Linked DNA regions of Homo sapiens: region 1 is linked to region 2. Evidence: read pairs that join two places in POLR2A ChIA-PET (ENCODE). Cell type or tissue: OCI-LY7. All regions are shown on one strand.

Evidence for each region. Peaks named below come from ENCODE experiments on the same cell type or tissue, not always from the same donor. Only the 100,000 strongest peaks of a DNase experiment are listed, where the experiment ranks them.
Region 1: POLR2A ChIA-PET joins it to region 2 with 5 read pairs; 2 of 35 experiments call an interaction of 5 or more read pairs at or near these places.

What each region holds. Positions count from the first base shown.
Region 1 is chr7:131,474,804-131,478,803 of GRCh38, reverse strand. MKLN1 (muskelin 1) reads right to left here. Exons shown (of 18, transcript NM_013255.5): 17 at 127-181. Among named protein-coding and RNA genes, the nearest start is that of PODXL, 80 kb to the left of the region's middle. In OCI-LY7, no CTCF peak of the experiment used is centred here; no DNase peak of the experiment used is centred here.
Region 2 is chr7:131,335,067-131,339,066 of GRCh38, reverse strand. All of the region lies in intron 1 of MKLN1 (muskelin 1), which reads right to left. Among named protein-coding and RNA genes, the nearest start is that of MKLN1, 9.2 kb to the right of the region's middle. In OCI-LY7, a CTCF peak has its summit at 711 (motif pointing right); a DNase peak (open chromatin) is centred at 1,986.

The DNA.
Region 1 (4,000 bases), 140 kb before region 2:
TTGAAACTTCATTTGCTCATCTATTTGACTGAAACATCTCACCTGATGTTTCACGTAAAAGAAACCAAAATCCAACCTTCCAAATGCTAGGGCATCTAGCTGGATAAATTATACTGCAATACTTACCCAGAGCTGTAAAATCTGAACCAGATTTGAATAGAGCTGATGCCAGGAGCTGAAACTGTTTAAAAAAAAAAAAAAAAAAAAAGAAGCAGCAAATTAGCTGGCTAAGTGCACTGAAGGAAAATAGCCTTCTATAACTTTGACCATTTATCAGCAACTACGTATTTCTGCATATGTGTGACATAGGTCTATTCACCAAATAGTGGCAAGAAGAACACATTCAGATTACAGAATATAATGACTTTTCTACTAGGCTATTATCATTTTCTAAAATACTGGGCCATGTCCTGGAATTATTTTATTTTAAAAATGTATTAAAGTATGTACTTATTAAGGAACAACAGCACAACAAAATAAAAAAGAAAACTGTCATTTGAATCTAACACATATGAACAGATTGGTGCCCTGGGTCCCGTTACTGAATTTTTAGCATATATGCATTCTCATCTCAAAAATAAACGTAAGCCACTGTAAAATACCTGATGTCTCAGCTGTGTAAATCAAAATCTGAGAAAAAAAGCATGTATAGACCATTCCTAAATTACAACTTAGATTGAGATTCCACAATTATATATAATTATATTGTTAAAACCCAAAGACCTTTTTTAATGGACATAATGTTGTAAATGTTGCTTAGATTTCCAGGCTGTCAGTTAAAGTTAGTTTAAAACAGACAATGTAATTGAACAATGAAGAAACAGAGTAAGACAAAACTATTGCAACATTAGCAATTTAACAAATAGGCACAAAATAAAAAATCTGGAGAACTATTTGTATTTATCTTGAATGAGAATGCAGGAAAAGAGACCAGTTAAAGGAATGAATTAGAGCAGACAAACTCCTCAATGGAGTTACTTGGCACTTCCCAAGACTTGAGCAGTTAGTATCACCAAGTCCTCAGGATATATTTCACATCTATGCTTGCAGCCTTTAACATTTCAGATATTAAATCATACCAACATTTGTAAGCCCTGATTAATGGTCCTTTGAAGATCAGAAATTGTACAAATATTCCATAGGTATTTATCTAAGCAAGAGTTATGAAAAGGGGGGATAAAAAGAAAAATTTAAAAATGTATAGAAGTTCTTTATACATTCTGGGTATCAGTCCTCTGTCAGATATATCTACTGCAAAGATTGTTTAGTATGTGGCTTGTCTATTTATTTATTTTTTGAGGCAGGGTCTCGCTCTGTCACCAAGGTGGGAGTGCAGTGGCGTGATCATGGCTCACTGCAGCCTCAACCTCTTGGACTCAAGCAATCCTCCTGCCTCATTTTTTGACTTTTTTTTTTTTTTGGTAGAGACGAGGTCTCACATGTTGCCCAGGCTGGTCTCAAACTCCTGGTATCAAGCAATCCTTCCTCCTAGGCCTCCTAAAATGCTGGGATTACTGGTGTGAGCCACTGAACCTGGCAATGTCTATGTTTTTAAAAGTCCTTTAATGAGCAGAAATTTTAACTTTTTTGAAGTCCAATTTATCCATATTTTTCTTCGATGATTACTGCCTTTAGTTCATGTCCAAGAAATCTTTACCTATCCCAATGTTGTGAAGATAATCTCCTATGTTTTCTTCCCAAAGCCTTATTCTTTTGGATTTTATATTTAGACCTGTAATCAATCTTAAATTAATGTTTCAGTAAACAGTGAGAAAGGTTTGAGATATCCAGTTATTCAGTATCATTTGTTAAAAACTTTCTTTTCCCCGTTGGACTTGGTACCCTGGTCAAAAAACAACTGACCACATACGTATGGGTCTACTTCTGGACTCTATTCTGTTGTACTGATCCATTTGTCTATCCTTAAGCCAGTACCACACTGTCTTGATTATTGTGGCTTTATACAGAGTCCTGAAATCAGATAGCATAAAGCTTCCAATTTTTTCTTTTTTCAAAATTGTTTTGGCTAGTCTAAAACCTTTGCATTTCCATGTAAATTTTATAGTAGTTTGTCTATTTCCTCAATGACAACAACAACAAAGACCAAACTTACACTGCATTAAAATAAAGGCCAATTTGGGGAAAATGGGCAGCTTTAAACAATTTTTAGTGTTTCAATCCATAAATATATCTCTCCATTTATCAAGGTCTTCTTTAATTTCTTACAACAGACTCATTCTACCCATTTGATATGTCTGATGCTAATATAAACTATGCTTTTCATTTTCTAATTGTTCACTGCTAGTATAAAAATTGCTAATAATTGCTTTTTTTTTCTATTGACCTTGTATTTTTGTAATCTTGCTAAATTCACTTGTCCTAGTATATTGTTTTGTAGACACCATGGGGTTTCGAATGTACATAATCATGTTACCTACAAATGCAAACAAATTTACTTTCTCCTATCCAATCTATATGTTTTTTATTGCTTTTTCTTTATTACACTAGCTAGTGTAATTCTGGTAGAATGTTGAATAGAGGGGCTAATAATATACATTATTTCCTTGTCACAATCTTAGGGAAAAGGGTTAAATGTTTAAGAATAGCCCTAGCTGTATGTTTTTCACAGGTGTCCTTTAGGAATTTAGATTCAAGAAGTTTCTTTTTATTCCTAGTTTGCTAAGAATTTTTATTATGAATGAGTCTGAATTTTCTTAGATGCTTTTCTTCACTTACTAAGATGATCTATGGTTTTCCTCCTTCATTCTGTTAACATGGTGAATTACACTGAATTTTTTTTCAAATGTTAAACTAGCCATATATTCCTAGAATAAACCACCACTTAGTCATAGTACACTAACCTTTTAATATATTCCTAATTAACTAAAATTTTCCTAAGAATTTTACATTTATGTTCATGAAAAATATTGGTCCATGATTTTCTTTGCTTGTAACGTCTCTCTTGGGATTTTATTTTATTCTAATTTATTCTGAGATAGGATCCCACTCTGTCACCAAGGTTCAGCGTGCAGTGGTATGATCACAGCTCACTGCAGCCTCAACCTCTCTGAACTCAGGTGATCCTCCCACCTCAGCCTCCAGAGGAGCTGGGACTACAGGCATGGCACCACCCAGCTAATTTTTTGCATGTTTTTGTAGAGACAGGTTTTTGCTATGTTGCCCAAGCTGGTCTCAAACTCATGGGCTCAGGCGATCCACCCCTCAGCCTCCCAAAATGCTGTGATTACAAGCGTGAGCCACCACGCCCAGCTTCTGTTGGGATTTTATATCAAAGTTAACCTGGCTTATAAAAGGATTTAAGAAGTATTGCCTTCCTCTAATTTCTGAGAGTCTATGTAAAATTGTATTTTTTTCTTCCTTCTTTGAATGGTTGATAAAATTTACTGCTATTATGGGCCTAGAGTTTTTTTTGTTAGAAAATTTTTTATTACAAATTCAATCTCTGTAGTAGATATGGAGTTCCTTAAGATTTTCTATTTCTTCTTGTGTCAGTTTTGGTAAACTGTGTCTTTTAAAGTATTTGTCAATTTCATCAAGTTGCGGCTTGTCAATGAAGTTTTCCATACCCACTTTACTTTTAATATATGTAGGGTCTAAACTGATGCCCTCTTTTCATTTGTGATGTGGATAATTTATGTTTTCACTTTTTTTCTTGGTGATATAGTTTGGATTTGCATCCTTGCCCAAATCTCATGTTGAATTGGGGGAGGGGTTTGGTGGGGGACCATTGGATCACAGGGGCCAATTTCCCCCTTGCTGTTCTTGTGATAGTGAGTTCTCATGAGATCTGATGGTTTAAACATGTGTGGCATTTCCCCCCTCATTGTCACTCTCTCTCCTGCCATCATGTGAAAAAGGTGCTTGCTTGCCCTTCACCTTCTGCCATGACTGTAAGTTTACTGAGGACTCCCAGTCATGCTTCCTGTTAAGCCTGTGGGCCTGTGAGTCAATTAAATCTCTTTTCTTCATAAATTACCCA
Region 2 (4,000 bases):
GTATGACATACTATATTCTTACAATAAGCTAGAGAAAGGAAAATGTTATTAAGAAAACTATAAGGAAGAGAAAAAATATTTACTATTCATTAAATGGAAGTGGATCATCACAAAGGTCTTCATTGTTGTCATCTTCACGTTGAGTAGGCTGAGAAGGAGAAAGAGAAGGGATCGACCTTTCTGTCTCAAGGTGGCAGAAGCAGAAGAAAATCACGTGTAAGTAGATCTGCAAATTCAAATCCATGTTGTTCAAGGGTCAACTGTATTTAAGTTCCACAATTCTTTCCCATCAGATAGCAAGAATAAGCAGTTAATGAAGGAAAACACTTAGCAAGAGACCAAAGAACTCTGGGGATCAAGTCGTACGTTTTTACATTAATATAACCATGAGAAACTCACAGGCCTACAAGATATAACACTCTATTCCAAAAGAACTAAACACAGAAAGATTTCTGCTTTTGAATATGACGGAATAGTCTGTAGCAGATCAACACTCCCTCTTAAACTAGAAAAACTGTATTAAATAGGGAGAAAGTTCTTAAAATATCAGACTTTCTGAGGTAGCTAAGACTTGAGGTGGCAAGAAACTCACTGAAGGGTATCTGACATTCTGTGCAGCTTTCCCTTTCAAGACATGTCACCTATTTCTTTAATGGCACAGGCCAAGGGGCTAAGAAGCCAAAAAAGGACAGCCACTAGGAGGCAGAGAAGTCAGCAAAGCTTTTGGCAATTTCATGGGAGTAGGGGGACAAAACTTGGTAGCTAAGTCTTGAGGAGTCAAGATCCCCTAGTGAAAGAAGGCACAGAAGAACAAATGTGACACTCAGTACTGATTTTCCTCTTAAGGGATTTATCAGCTTTTAAACTGCACATAGCAAAAGGCTAAAAAGCCAGCAGAAAGCAATTAAAAAGGAAGAAGGAGCTTTTAAAACTCTCATGGGTCTGGAAAGAAAAAAAGCCAGAGAAGCCCTAAAAATACCCAATCTCTTAATTGAGATCTCTAGGGGGCTACCAAGTTGGAAGCAAACTACAGGTAGAACAAGGTTTATAAGGCTGAAAACCCAACCTCAAGTCAGCTCAGTCCTTGACAGTTGCAGTGATCTCTATCTGCCTGCAAGAAGATGGGTGAATCTGAAGACATGTGAATCCTATCTGGGGAAATGTATCATTATAGATACAAAATTTGTATCTAAAATTCTGCATATAATGTCTGGCACTCCATCAAAAAATTGCCTAATAATAATTATTACTATTATGTTATTATCCACATGTAATAATTTATATAATATACAATAGAATATATAATTAACATACATTAATATACAAATATATTAACTATTATTATTATTTGGCCTAACAAGATGCAAAATCAAAAGGAAAGAGATGATGGAAATAGGCCTATAGGTGATACAGATATTGAAGTTTTCAGACACAGACTTTAAAGCAATTTGATTAATATGCTCAAAAAATACATGACAAGAGATTTTCACATAATTAGAATCTATCTTAAAAAGAGAGGATGAAATAATTCTAAAACTAAAAAATACTATAACTAAAATTAAGAATAGATGGGGTTAAAAAGCAGATTGGACATAGTTAAATTCAGAATAAGTGAACTGAAATACAGTCAAGTAAAAACTATCCAGAACGGATAAGAGGAGGAAAAAAATCATAAAAATAACAGAAGAGAGCAGGAGACATATGGGGGATAAAAAGTATAATAAAGATTTAATTGGAGTCACAGAGCAAAGGAGACAAAAATGGGGCAGAAACAATATTTTTAAAAAGTCAAAATTTTTTCACAGCTGATCAGTCATACTACAAATTCAAGAGGTGCCAGAAACGCCAAACAGGGTACAAACAAAACCATTCTTAGGTGCATCACTGAAAGCTGTTTAAACTTAAAGAAAAAGAGAATGACAAAAAGAAAGGCAGCTGAACAAGAAAGTCATACTACCTTCCAAGAAGCAACAGTAAGTCTGACGGCTGATTTTGCAACAGAAACAATGGAAGCTAGAAGACAATGAACTGAGATCTTTAAAGTGCTTCAAGAAAATAACAGCTAATAATGTAGAACTGTACAGTCATTTAATATATTCTTCAAAGATGAAAATAAATAAATTTCAAACAAGCAAAAACTGAGAATTCAGTACCACCAAACTCCCTAAAAGGAGTTCTTCAGACAGAGGAAAATTAATCTCAGATGGAAGCATGTAAATACAAAAGGAAATAAAGAACAATGGAAAGGGTAAATATTAACTGTACAAAACAACAGTCTCTGGATTTAAATGTAGACGTGAAATGCATGACAATGACAACATAAAAGCAGGAGAGTGATAAATGCTATTAAAGTTTTCTAGGGTCCTAACAATGTCTGAGATGTTGTTTTTCAAAATCCTAATGAATATGCAACTCTAATGTACCACAAGAAAGCTTGTGGTGATCTAGCGTAACCACCAAAAGAACAGTAACAGAATATATAACTAACAAGCTAACAAAGGGAGGAATAAAATAATATTTTTAAAACACTTGATTAATCCAAAAGAAGGCAACAATGGAGAGAAAATAGAATATAGAACAAGTAGGACAAACAGAAAACAATAAAATGACAGACATAAACCCAAATTTATCAATAATTATATTTACCATTAATGAGCTAAATATATTTCAGATTTAATTAAAAACAGGCAAACAAAAATCTGTTTATTCTTAACAAGAAACAGACCCCAAATATAAAGCTACAGGAGCATTAAAAGCAAAAAGGAGAGAGAAAGTTTTACCATGCAAGCAAACAGCAGCCAAAATAAAGCAGGTGTAGCTAAGAAGACTTTGAGGCGAGAGACAAGTGTTACTAGAGATAAAAAGGGACATGTTATAATGATAAAGAGCCAATGTACTAGAAAGATAAGTTTGTATGTGCCTAGTAATATGACTTCAAAATACATAAAGCATACAGTTTAGTTCTTTATAGAACTAAAAGGAGAAATATACAAATCCACAATCACAGTAAGACACATTTGACACTTAACCTCAAGACACCTCTCTCTGTAATGAATAGAAAAAAAGGCAAAAAAAAAAAAATTCAGTAAGGATAGAGAAGATTTGTACAACACAATAACACAATTTACAAACTTGAACTTAACAAAGTACATAGAAGACAGTAGTTAACAGCAGAATGCATAGTCTTTTCAAGGGTACATAAACATTTATAAAAATGCTGAGCCATAAAATAAGTATCAATAAAGGTCTGAAACTATTCAGAGTGTGTTCTCTAATCATAGTGAAATTAAGAAATTAGTAACAGAAAGATAACTAGCAAATCCCCAAACGTTCAAAAAGTAAGCAATACATTTGTTAAAAAAAAAAAAAAACCTACAGGTCAAAGAATAAGCCAAAATAAAATCTGAAAAACATTTTTGCATAAATGATAATGAACATGTAACATACCACAATTTGTGGGATACAGCTAAAATGTGTTGAGAGGAAACCCTATAGTCTTAGGACTAAACATAGCCTAGTTTTCCAATTATTATTAACAACCAATTCAAAATATAAGTTATGTTAGGGTACTTCAATCTAGTTAGCTGCCATTCAACAACTTTTTTAGGGACAGATTTATATTAGACTACTTAAATTATTCCTAGATAATGACTATGATATTTCCTTTCTCTTTGTATACTTTTTTAAACATGGATTAATCTTAATCAGTAAAATTTCATCATAAGCAAAACCCATTAAACAAACAATATCTTTGTTTATCTACAGCATAAATATACATACACAGTATTCTACAGAATGTTACTTTGACTTCACAGATTTTTAGAAATATTCGTAACCAAGTCCTGAAGTTCTCATTAAACAACAACAAAAAAATTTTCTAACTGAAACATCTTCCCAATGTGCAAAGATGTTAAAAAATATTTTCTTCAAAAGTCCCCCATATTAATAGATTTTAATACTGCTGGACTTCTCAGAGCTTTATCTGACCACCCCTTAATAA